Regions from separate parts of the Homo sapiens genome. Here region 1 is linked to region 2. Evidence: chromatin contacts called from ENCODE Hi-C or POLR2A ChIA-PET data. All regions are on one chromosome and are shown on one strand. The core of a region is the stretch at or near the end of the contact, and the rest is flanking DNA. Distances in the headings are between cores, read along the strand shown.

What was found. Hi-C counts contacts between places; a loop is a spot of excess contacts on that map. ChIA-PET counts read pairs that join two places held with the same protein, here RNA polymerase II (POLR2A). Pooled maps may share reads with other maps.
Region 1: a pooled map shows a loop between it and region 2 (2.4-fold over the local background). The contact joins the promoter of ADAMTSL5 here to the promoter of PWWP3A in region 2. A Hi-C loop is called at or near these places in 6 of 50 pooled maps. POLR2A ChIA-PET finds 5 or more read pairs at or near these places in 2 of 52 experiments (H1 and K562).

The regions. Positions count from the first base shown.
Region 1 is chr19:1,508,584-1,514,825 of GRCh38, forward strand. It overlaps ADAMTSL5 (ADAMTS like 5), which reads right to left and starts at 4,436. Exons shown (of 12, transcript NM_213604.3): 1 at 4,380-4,436; 2 at 2,262-2,577; 3 at 2,056-2,147; 4 at 1,785-1,845; 5 at 1,567-1,675. The coding sequence starts at 2,360. It overlaps LOC124904609 (a long non-coding RNA gene), which reads left to right. Exons shown (of 2, transcript XR_007067084.1): 2 at 81-531. RefSeq lists an enhancer at 1-10 and silencers at 4,261-4,630, 5,470-5,549.
Region 2 is chr19:1,352,643-1,358,497 of GRCh38, forward strand. PWWP3A (PWWP domain containing 3A, DNA repair factor) reads left to right here and starts at 2,317. Exons shown (of 14, transcript NM_001369789.1): 1 at 2,317-2,493; 2 at 3,682-3,807; 3 at 4,367-4,452; 4 at 5,752-5,822. The coding sequence starts at 3,751. RefSeq lists silencers at 1,976-2,075, 2,061-2,221, 2,106-2,395, 2,456-2,525 and an enhancer at 2,118-3,003.

The DNA of each region.
Region 1 (6,242 bases), core at 3,186-5,685, 160 kb after region 2:
GAGTCGGTGGGCCGGGGACCCCTGTTCGAGCTCCAGTCCCCCTCTACCAAGCTTCATCAGGCAACCATCACTTTGGGCAGATGAAGCCCAGAGATTTGGCCAAAGCCACACATCGAGGCTGAGGCAGAGCCAGGACTGGACCGTAGGTGCTCTGCGTCCAGCAACCTGGGACTCGCAGGCAAGTATCCTGGGGCTGCATTCATTCATTCATTCATTCATTCATTGTCTTTATATTAGGAGTCCTTACATATTATTCATTTTTAACACCATTACTCATTCTTCATTCCACTGAACACCTACTGTTTTCCAGACACTGTTCCAAGCTCTAGGATACAGAAGCAAGAATTCAATCAGTGTGCAGATGGATGGCCTTAAAAAAGGCCAGGTGTGGTGTCTCATGCCTGTAATCCCAGCACATTGGGAGGCTGAGGTGGGCAGATCTCCTGAGGCCAGGAGTTCAAGACCAGCCTGGGCAACATGGCGAGACCCCCCCGTCTCTACCAAAAATACAACAATAAAAATTTAGCCAGGCTTGGTGGTGGGAGCCTGTAATCCCAGCTACTCCGGAGGCTGAGGCAGGAGAATCGCTTGAACCAGGGAGGTGGAGGCTGTAGTGAGCCAAGATCATGCCACTGCACTCCAGCCTGGGTGACAGAGCGAGACTCCATCTCAAAAAAAAAAAAAAAAAAAAAAAAAGAAGATCTGAGCATCTGGCCCAGGCACCAGCAAGTACCCAATGAAGTGTTTGTCCAGTACTGACTGGACTGAGTCCCGCACAACTGAGCTGTGTCGCTGGTCCTCCCTGGGCCTCAGTTTCCCCTTCTGCCTGGAAGTGGGGCAAAATGAGCTGTCTGATCAAACACAAAGGCCGACAGCCCTGATCTCCACTCCTCCTTCTCCAGCTCCTTCTGGCTCCCATTTCCCTGAGCCTGGCTGGTGGACCCTGCCTGGAACGGATCCTGGGCTGGCCCTAGTGGGCCTCTGCGGGGGTGGGATCACAGCAGGTTTCCTCCAATTCTCAGATTGATGGAAGGAAGGAAGGGAGGGAGGGAGGGAGGGAGGGAGGAAGGAAGGGAAGGGAGAAAGGGAAGGAAGGGAAGGAAGAAAGGGAAGGAAGGAAGGAAATGAGGTTGATGGATGGCACTTTGTCCATTCTAGGCTTTTCTTATATCTGTGTCTGCCTTCCCCATGGCGTGTGAAGCTGCCTGTCTCCCTGAAATCTGGAGGCGCACTGACCCGGGCACGTAGTTATATAACTCGCTATTTTCAGCTCAATGCAGCAACATTTCCTGCTACTGGGATAAGTTTGAGAAGTGTTGGCCTCTGGATACAGCTCTAAGTCAATCCTTAGTTGGGTGTTCAGCCCTGTGCAGAATGAACCCTGCTTCCCTCTGCCCCTGTTTCACGCCTAACATATGCTGTTTCTGTTTCACTAACTCCTACATATCCTTCAAAGCCCTAGCACTAATACCCTCTTCTCTTTGCAACCCTCCAAGACCCTCTCCCTGAGACTAATGAGTTGTTCGCTCTGGACCAATTCTGACCACAGGAGACCAGACTACTCACCCCCATGGAAGGGCACCCACTGGTAGGTCTTCTGGGTGCCCAGGACAGGGCGGCCATTGTACAGGGCACACTGTAGGTCTCGGAAGGGCACAGCCCCTGGGGGGCAGTCCTAGGGACAGAGATAGGTGAGCCAGAGGCTGGGACAACCCCAAGGGGCAGGTGGTGGGCTTCAGGCAGTCTGGGGTGGGAGAGTGGTCTGGGAGGTGGGCAGGGCTTACTGGCAACTGGCAGAGGCGGTACTCATGGGAGTCTCCCCAGCACGGTTCTTCCCCAGGAAGCCTGAAGGGAGACAGAGTGTGGCGAGAACCCCCAGGGACCCCCTCCCAGGGCTGGCCTTCCACCCTCCGCCCCCGCCAACCCCACCCGCATTCCAGCGGGATCAGGGGGATTAAAGGGCACAGCATGTGTGGGCAGGCCGAGGGTGCGGCCAGGGGCCGGGCTGGGCCGGCGGGGGAGGAGGGGCAGGGACCCCCTCCGGGCCCCGCTCACCGGAGGCAGCGCCGGCTGCGCACAGAGACGCCACGCCCGCAGGAGCTGGAGCAGCGGGTCCAGGACACCCACGGGGTCCACTCGCCCGGACCCTACTTGGGGAGACAGAGGCACGGTCAGCCTTGTAGGGGGACGCTGGTGACCCCACACTGCTGACTGGGTCCCCATTCCCACTCGCCACCCCCTGGGCTCATGCCCCCCCTTACCTGAGCACTGACCCCCAAACCACAGTTCAGCAGGGCCCACAGGAAGAGCAGGAGGTTCTGGAAGAGGTGGGGCCTGGGGAACAGAGGGGCCGAGTCCATAGAGCCACCGCCAGAGACACAGGGTTGTGTCCCGGCTCTGCCCTGACTGGCTGTGTGATCTTGGAAAGTAACTAAACCTCTCTGAGCCCTACCTCTCGTCTCTGAAAAACGGGGTAATAGAGCCTCCCTTACAGGAAAGTTGAGGGGTCCTGTGGATCAGGTAAAGAAGACAGGAGACGTGGAGCCCGGTATGGAGAGGAAGAACTCAGAATGTCATCTGCAATTATTATTGTTGTTAGTTAGTTTGTTTTTGAGACGGAGTCTCGCTCTGTCGCCCAGGCTGGAGTGCAGGGGTGCGATCTCGGCTCACTGCAACCCTCCCCGGTTCAAGTAATTCTCCTGCCTCAGCATCCCGAGAAGCTAGGATTACAGGTGCCTGCCACCACGCCGGACTAATTTTTGCCGTTTTAGTGGAGACAGGGTTTCACCATCTTGGCCAGGTTGGTCTCAACCTTCTGACCTGAAGTGATCCACCTGCTTTGGCCTCCCAAAGTGCTAGGATTATAGGCATGAGCCACTGCACCCAGCCTACAATATTATTGATATGTGTATTGTGCTATAATGCAGACAGTAGGTGCTTAATCGATGCTTGATGATTGGAGGGATCATTCAAAAATAGTACACAGGTGCCTCCTAGGGCTGGGGCCCCCTCCCCGCCCTCCCCACCATCACTGCTTCTACCTTTCCGTGTGGCCTGAGGCCAGCCACTCCACTCTCCCAGGCCTCAGTTTCCCCATCTGTGCAGTGGGGGCCAAGTGGACTCAGTCCATGATTCTGTGACACCCTGCGGAAGGTGCGGCCGGCAGGGGCTGGATCAGGAGTTGGGTCCCTAGAAGAGGCCCTCAGCTGCACCCCGGCCCCAGGGCTCCCTCAGCTCCCAGACAGCAGGGAGTCCCCCGGATTGGGGATGGGACAGGGAGGGGGTGACCTGGCCCAGGTCCGTTCGGTGCCTCATGGCCTCATCGGCGGAGGGGGTGGGACTGAGCTCCGGGGCAGCCCGTGGAGGGAAGGGGCCACTGCTGAGGCTGGAGCAGGGAAGGGGAGGAGGCTGACTGCCTCTCTGGGCCTTAGTTTCTCCATCCTGTCAGGGCAGGGATGAAGTCACTTGCCATCCACACCCTCCTCATGACCCCAGCCTGCAGGGGGAAAGAGGGGGGAAGGGAAGCAGCCGCCAAGTGAGCCAGGGCGTCCTGCTGCCAGCAGAGCCTGAAGGCAGGTGGGTGAGCCCCGGCCCGGGCACCAGCTGGGGAAGAGGCTGGGTCCCACCTGGACCCTGTTTCCCTGGCTCCAGCATTTGGACTTCTGAGGCACCAAGGGTCTAGGGTCCTGGGTATCTCTAGGTACTGAGACAGCTGTGTGGTCTGCTGCATCCGTGCCCCTCTCTGAGCCTAGAGCCTGGGCTGGCCCAGGAAGCAGGAAGAAGTCTGCACCAGAAACTTAAAACAAGGGGAGGGGGGCCAGGTGCGGTGGCTCACGCCTGTAATCCCAGCACTTTGGGAGGCCAAGACAGGCGGATCACCTGAGGTCAGAAGTTTGGGACCAGCCTGACCAACATGGTAAAACCCCATCTGTACTAAAACACAAAAATTAGCCCGGTGTGGTGGTGCACACCTGTAATCCCAGCTACTTGGGAGGCTAAGGCAGGAGAATCGCTTGAACCCAGGAGGCGGAGGTTGCAGTGAGCCGAGATGGGGCCAATGCACTCCAGCCTGGGCGACATAGTGAGACTCAGTCTCAAAAACAACCAACCAACCAAAAAAAACAGGGGGAGGGGGCTTGACCTTCTGACCACCCCCACCGGACTCTAAGCCTGGTTTGAGGAGTGGGGGTCTAGGTGGTGAAAAGTGGGGGGCTACAAGGACCACCCTACCCCCTCCTCAATGGGCCCTGCCCAGAATCAAGGCTCTCCCCTCCCCGTGTGGGCTGCAGCCCGGACTGGCGGAGGGATCTCAAGGCAAGCCGCACCTCTGGGCCTCAGTTTCCCCCGGAGAAAGTGGGAGGATAGGCAGATGGACTTACCGGCTGCGCGGAGCCCAGGCAGCGCGTCCCGGCTCCCTGAGCGGCCCCAGGGCGAGCGGAAGCGGCGGGGCCCAAGGTGCTGGGCGGGGTGGGGAGCCTGGGACGGTCCCTCCCACCGCGGCCTCCGCAGGCGCGCCCAGGCCCGGGTCAGGAGGGGCGGCGGCCCCGGGCGCCCTCGCGCGGCGGGCGCGGATCTGCGGCAGGGGACTGCCCGGCGGACGCGAGCGCAGGGGTCCCGGAGCCGCAGGCTGGTGTCGGGCGCCCGGGTCCGGGTGACCTTGGCAGGCTCGGGCGGGGGCGCGGCGCGGGGACTGACCGCCCTCCTCTGCCCCGGGGCTGCTATTCCGGGCGCCGCGCTCAGGGCCCGGGAATGTGCGCGAACCGAGGTCACCCCGCCCTGGGTCTGGGAGTCCCGGGCGCTGCCCCTACCCCGCCGACGCCCGGATTGCGTCCCACCGGCGTCCCCATCCCCGGTCACAGCCCCCTCCCCTGGTCCTGCCCCTCACCCCTCTCGCGGGGGGTCGACCTGCTCGTGGATGGGGACCCTGGCGCGCCTGGGCTCCCATCCGGGGGTTCCCCGACCCAGGTCCCGGTCACCCCCAGCGCAGGGCCCCAGCGCACTGGGGAGAGGCTCGGCCCCGTGGGCCGCGCGCGGGGGGCGGAGAGACCCTCCCAGCTGGCGCATTCCCGGGCGCTGCTGTCACCAGGGGACGCGCCCCACCCCGCCTCCCGCCCTCCCTGCCGGGCCCCGGGGCTGCCAGCGGGGCTTCAGAGCCAGACCCGGGTCCAGGCGGTCCCTCTCCCTCACAGCCGCGGCCACACCCTCTCCGGCCTCAGTTTCCCCATCCCAGCAGTGGGCCCGGCAGGGATCTCCACCGCGAACCTTCCATCTGGAATCCGGCTCTGCGCGGACCGGCAACGCGAGGGGGCACCCCGGGACTCCCCCCACCCCACCCTTTCCCGCCGGGCGTCTGTGAGCCGCCCCGTGCCCACCCACGCAGGGATGAGACCAGGCCCTGGGTTCTGGGCTCCACCAGTTTCTGGTGTCGCCCCACGGCGCCCCCTGGCGGGCGGGCTGAGGGACTGGGGCACTAAAGGAGGGGGTGGAGGGACTGTCCTGCTCCCTGGGCTCCACCCAGGCTCGGTCTGAGCACCCCCTCCTCCAGGAAGCCCACCCTGCTGTCCCACAGCGCTGACCACAGGGAGAGAGGTTTGCTGGGGACATACAGGGTGTTGCTGGTCCAACTCAGTCTGCCCTCCAGCCTGTAGCATGTCAGCAGAGCCACCCATATGCCATTTATTGAGCACCTACTGTGTGCACAGCTGTGAACAACCCAGCCAGTCCCAGGCCAGCGGGTAAGGCAGCCCCCTGGAATGTATGACCCCCCACCTTCTGACCTGGACTATTGGAGAAAATAGCCCAGGCCCACCACTGATGGCCCCAGGTTGGGGGGTGGTGGTTGCGGGGATGTCAAGAAGGCCCTCACTGAAGGGGTCAAGAGAGAAGGGCAGGCCGGGCGCGGCGCCTCATGCCTGGAATCCCAGCACTGTGGGAGGCCGAGGCAGGCGGATCACCTGAGGTCAGGAGTTTGAAGCCAGCTTGGACAACATGGTGAAACCCAGTATCTACTAAAAATATAAAACTTAGCCAGGCATGGCGGTGAGTGCCTGTAATCCCAGCTACTCGGAAGACTGAGGCACGAGAATCGCTTAAACCCGGGAGGCAGAGGTGGCAGTGAGCCGAGATCACGCCACTGCACTCCAGCCTGGGAGACAGGCGAGACTCCGTCTCAAAAAAAAAAAAAAAAAAAAAAAAGGAAAGAAAGAAAGAAAGAAGTCAGCTCAGGACATGTGTCAATGTGT
Region 2 (5,855 bases), core at 1,067-3,566:
TTTTTGTACAGGCAGGGTCTCACTATGTTGCCCAGGCCTGTCTCCAACTCCTGGGCTCATGTGATCCTCCCATCTCAGCCTCCCAAAGCACCTCCCAAAGCACAGGCGGGAGCCACCGCACTGGGCCCCACTCCTCCTGAGGCAGAGGCTTGGATCTGGCACAGCACCCCTTCTGCTGTATTCCCTGGGCTGAAGCAGGTCACACGCCAGCCCAGGATTTTTTCTTTTTTCTTTTTGAGACAGAGTCAGTCTTGCTCTGTCACCCACATTGGAGTACACTGACGCGATCTCAGCTCACTGCAACCTCCGCCTCCTGGGTTCAAGAGATTTTCTTGCCTCAGCCTCCCAAATAGCTGGGATTACAGGTGCACACTACCACGCTCAGCCAATTTTTGTATTTTTAGTAGCGATGGGGGTTTCTCTATATTGGCCAGGCTGGTCTCGAACTCCTGACCTCAGGCGATATGTCTGCCTTGACCTCCCAAAGTGCTGGGATTACAGGCCTGAGCCACCGCCAGCTCAGATTTAACGTGAGAGGATATCAGAGACATAGTTCTTGCCAACCACCCACAGACCACCACCCCCATTTTATAGACAAACTGAGACGGCTGAGCAAGGTGGATCCTACCTGTGATCCCAGCACTTTGGGGAGCCGAGGTGGGAGGATCACTTGAGCCCAAAAGGTCGAAACCAGCCTGGCCAGCATAGCAAGACCCTCTCTCTACAAAAAATAAAAATCTTAGCCAGCCATGGTGGTGCGCACTGTGGTCCCAGCTACTCCGGAGGCTAAGGTGGAAGGATCATTTGAGCCTGGGAGGTTGAGGCTGCAGTGAGCTATGACTGGGCCGCTGCACTCCAGCCTGGGCCACAGAGCCAAACTTCGACTCAAAAATGTAAATAAAAATAAAAAACAAGTGAAAGGTGAACATTCTCAACTTGATAAAGGAAAAAAAATCAGTCGCTGAGGTTGCTGGGATCGACCGAAGACACAAACCTTCTATTCCCGCAAATGTGAGAAGGAAAAAGAAGTTAGAGCCGGCTTTGCTGTCGCCCCTTCCCCTTGAAGAGTCGGGGCCAGTGCGTGACGAATGCTGCTGTAAGTCTTTTAATTTTTTCCTTTTTTGAGACGAAGTCCCACTCTGTTGCCCAGGCTGGAGTGCAGTGGCGCGATCTCCCCTTACTGCAAGTTCCGCCTCCCGGGTTCAAGCGATTCTCCTGCCTCAGCCTCCTGAATAGTTGGGATTACAGGCATCGCCACCACGCCCGGCTAATTTTTCTATTTGTAGTAAAGACGGGGTTTCACCATGTTGGCAATGCTGGTCTCGATCTCCTGACCTCATGTGATCTGCCCGCCTCGGCCTCCTGCTGGGATTACAGGAGTGAGCCTGTATCTTTTTTATAGAGATGGGGTCTCGCCATGTTGCCCAGGCTGGTCTCCAATCCTTGGGCTTAAAGGATCTGCCAATTCGGCCTCCTTTGCTTTTAAAGAACTGTGGGGGCTGGCGAGGTGGCTCAGGCCTGTAATCCCAATACTTTGGGAGGCCGAGGCAGGCCGATCACCTGAGGTCAGGAGCTTGAGAGCAGCCTGATCAACATTTAGTATTCTCTACTAAAAATACAAAAATTAGCCGGGTGGGGTGGCGCGCACCTGTAATCCCAGCAGGAGGAGGCTGCAGTGAGCTGAGCTCGCGCCACTGCACTCCAGCCTGGGTGACAGAGCGAGACTCCGTCTGAAAAAAAATCAAAAACCGCTCAGGGAAAGGCCTGACACTGATGGAGCGACCGCTCCGGGGCTCCCGCCACCCGCGGCTGTTTCCGGTGCCCCCCGGGGTCTTGGGACCCTCCCAAGGTGGGTCCTGCTCTAGTTCAGAAGCTTATGACGCCTTTGCGGGGATGCCTGGCTTTGGGATCGGTTGGGATCTGCTGGAATTGGGTCCGTGGCGCGCAGCTCCCGGGCTGGGAGGTGCCGTAGGACCTGGAAGATTCTCGAAAGTTCTGGAAGGTTCTCTCAGGGATCGCCGCGGGCGGGGGAGCCTGTTTTCCCACCGAGACCCGCGAGGGCGGTGTCCGGGGTCTGACTGCAGGACAAAGGGCCGGGAGCGCGGGAGGGCGGCGCCCGGGAGCGGCCACACATGCCCCGCCAACCGGTCTCCTCAGGCAGCACTCCCGGGAAAAAGGGGTAGACGCGCGGCGGAAGGGGCGGGGCCGGCGCGCGGCCGTGGACGCCGGAGAGGGCGAGGCCGGCGCTCCTTGGGAGCGCGCGCGTCCCATTGGGCAGCGGGCGGAAGGGGGCGGAGCTTGGCGCCGCCGCGAGGCAAGCCCCGCCCCCGGCCCCGCGGGGAGCGGCGGCGGCGGCGGCGGCGGCGGTGGCGGAGGCGGTGAGCGCGGGCGGCGCGGACGGCAGCGGTTGGCGGGCGGGTCCTCCGCTGTTGCGGCCGCTGCGGCCTCCTTGCCCGGGCTTGGGGCGCCGCGCTGGGGAAAGCCGGGGGCCCGGTGAGCCCGCGGGATGCGTCCCCTCGGTTCCGCCGGGCGGGGCTGAGGCGAGGAGGCCGGGCCTGGGGGGAGGGGGGGCCCCGGCCTAGAGACTCCTCCGGGAGCGCCCGGTCCCTACCGCCGTGGGTCCCCCACTCTGCCCGGACCCCCTTTTCCGCCCCTGGCGCCGTGGGCCCCTCACTTTGCCTGGACTCCTTTTCCCGTCCCTGCCGCCCGGACCCCATCTCTTGCTTGGACCCGCTCCCCCATCCTTGCTGCCTGGACCCCTATCTCCTTCCCTGGATCCCCCTCACGTCTGCCGTGAACCCCATCTCTTGCCTGGACCCCCATCTGCTTCCCTGGATTCCCCACCCCCAACCGTGAAATCCCCCATCCCTGCCACCTGGACCCTCCGCTCCACCTCCTCCGTGAGCCCTCGTTCTTGCTCCCTGAGCCCCCCCGCTTCTGCTGTGACCCCCTTCTCTGTTGCCTGAATCCCCCGTTCCTGCAAGCCGCAACCCTTCCTCCGCCATGAAATCTTGTCCCTGCTGCCTGGACCCCTACTTCTGCTGCTGCTGTGATCCCCTCTCTTGCTGGAAACGCCACCCCTACCTCTGCTGGGAACCTCCTCTTCCCTGCTGCGGGGACGCCCCCCTCCGTTGTTGCTAAATTCCACCCCCACCCCCAAACCTCCTTTTCATTTCTGTCAACAGCCAAGCCAGTCCTTCCCATTGATGCTGTGAACGGTCTGCAGCTGTCCCCGTTCTTTCAGGGACATGGCAGCCAAAAGAGCAGTCGTTTTTCCGCTCTTATTTTTGTGTGTGTGCTGTGGTCAACTGTTAACTCCCCAAATTGGGGAGGGTTGTGAGCTTTGATTGTGTAAAATGCCTCTCCTGCCGAGGTCGGAGGCAGGTCTTCCGCACGGAGATGATTTATTCAGGAGCCTTTTAAAACTGATCTAGATAGAACCTTTGGGAGGGACTGTGCTGTATTTTATTTATGAAAAAATGCAGGCGCCTCCCTGGATACCGAGCCCCGTCGTTTCTGTTTGTCAGTCTGCTTTTTGGCATTGAGCATCTCAATGCAAGATTGTGGAATTAAACCATCTACTTGAGGCTAAGTCGAGCTAACCTTTGCCCCTGAGGGCTGTGTCTGCGTTAACATCGCCAGCAAACAGTTGTATAAACCACCGTGCAAATTTCGTTCCAGGACACATTGGCGTGAGACCTGGGAGTACGTTGTGCCAAATCATTGCCACTTGCCACATGAGTGTAAATGATGGCGGATGCCAAGTATGTCCTCTGCCGATGGGAAAAGCGATTATGGCCTGCGAAGGTGACAGCCATTATTCTGTAACTTCAGGACTTAGAAATGACTTTCGGGTGACAAGTAAAATCTTGATCAGGAGATACCTAGGATTTGCTTCAGTGAAATAATTGAGCCAGAACACGGTTGGCACTGATTCTCGTTCCCCATTTAATGGGGTTTTGGTCTAGTGCTTCCAAGGTTACACTTCCAGAAATGTCTTTTTTTTTTCACACTAAAAAAAAAAAAAGAATCAGCTGTAAAAAGGCATGTAAGGCTGTAACTCAAGGAAAGATCTGGCAAGCAGCCCTGTGATAGTAAATTATGGTCGTGTTCAGGGAATGCTTTCCAGCAATTCAGTAGACAGTGCTCAGCTGCAATGCAAAAGCCCAGGTCCTTGTCTTTGTCTGCCACTGGCCTCTCATGCCTCAGTTTCCCCATCTGTGAAACAATGGGGATTGGACCAAATATCTGAAATCCCATGGTTATAGGCCTTCAGGATTACCTGCTGCATTTGTGCTAAAGTTTGCCACTGTTTCTCACTGTCAGCTGTTGTAATAACAAGGATTTTCTTTTGTTTTAAATGTAGGTTTTGGCCCGAACCGCGACTTCAACAAAAAATAAGAGAAGAAAGGAATATTTTCTAGCTGTGCAAATCCTCTCTCTAGAGGAAAAGTTAAGTGTTGTGTTGTTTTAATACTGTTTTTTCCCGTGTAGATTTCTGATACTTCAATCCCCTACTCCCCCAAAACAGTTGAAGCCCAGCCCACTCTTAATGGGCTTATTCACCATTTGTGTAATTCATTAATGCTCATAATAACCTCATGAGAAAGCAACTAGTTTGATTTTATGTCAGTTTGGAAGCTGAAGATCCAAACGAGGCATTCTGTGAGATCTATGGAGAGATTGGTACAAACACTGAATACATGTAAATTATACTCAGGGTAGACCCTATTTGTGGTTAAAATAGGGATATTTCCTTTTTTTTTTTTTTTTTTGACTGTTTCTTAATCAGTGCCATGCCAGGAAAATAGGGATGTTTCCTTCCCAGAGATCTGTGTGTCTTTTTTCAGAAACGTCTGTGACAGGCCCATCAATTTTGAAATATTTGGTTTTTGAGCCTGTCACTCTAAACCAGCGTTTAACGTTCAAAAGGCAAATAACTGATGACCAGGCGGCACATTGTTCTGCTCCGTGAGTGTCTGGCACTGGGAAAGGTGTAGATTGTCTAGAATGACAGCAATTCCGACGCCCCAGTCAGTCCTGCGTGATTGTGGCGAGGGCGCGTCTGGCACCGGGAAGGTGTAGATCATCTAGAATGACGGCGATTCCGACGCCCCGGTCAGTCCTGCGTGATTGGCGAGGGTGCATCTGTCGTGAGAATTCCCAGTTCTGAAGAGAGCAAGGAGACTGATCCCGCGTAGTCCAAGGCATTGGCTCCCCTGTTGCTCTTCCTTGTGGAGCTCCCCCTGCCCCACTCCCTCCTGCCTGCATCTTCAGAGCTGCCTCTGAAGCTCGCTTGGTCCCTAGCTCACACTTTCCCTGCGGCTGGGAAGGTAATTGAATACTCGAGTTTAAAAGGAAAGCACATCCTTTTAAACCAAAACACACCTGCTGGGCTGTAAACAGCTTTTAGTGACATTACCATCTACTCTGAAAATCTAACAAAGGAGTGATTTGTGCAGTTGAAAGTAGGATTTGCTTCATAAAAGTCACAATTTGAATTCATTTTTGCTTTTAAATCCAGCCAACCTTTTCTGTCTTAAAAGGAAAAAAAAAAAAAAACCATTCACCAGGGTTCTTGCTGCCTGTAACCTCAGGCAGATGAATTCCTAGTTGGCTGTGACTTTTGGTTTAAGTGGAAGGTTGAGGAGGAAAATGAAAATAATTCTTTTGTTATCTAAAGGAAAACATGTTTGAAAATGTCTTGGCGGCGTTGGCTGGTGGTGTGTAACGTCGATTTTGTCTCTGCAGAATTAAGGTGAAAAGCACTGAAGTTGAGATCCTAGAGAAGTCTCAAATTGAAGCCATTGCTTCCTCGTTAGGTAAGAGCGTATTTTTAAGTGGCCACTAGGTTT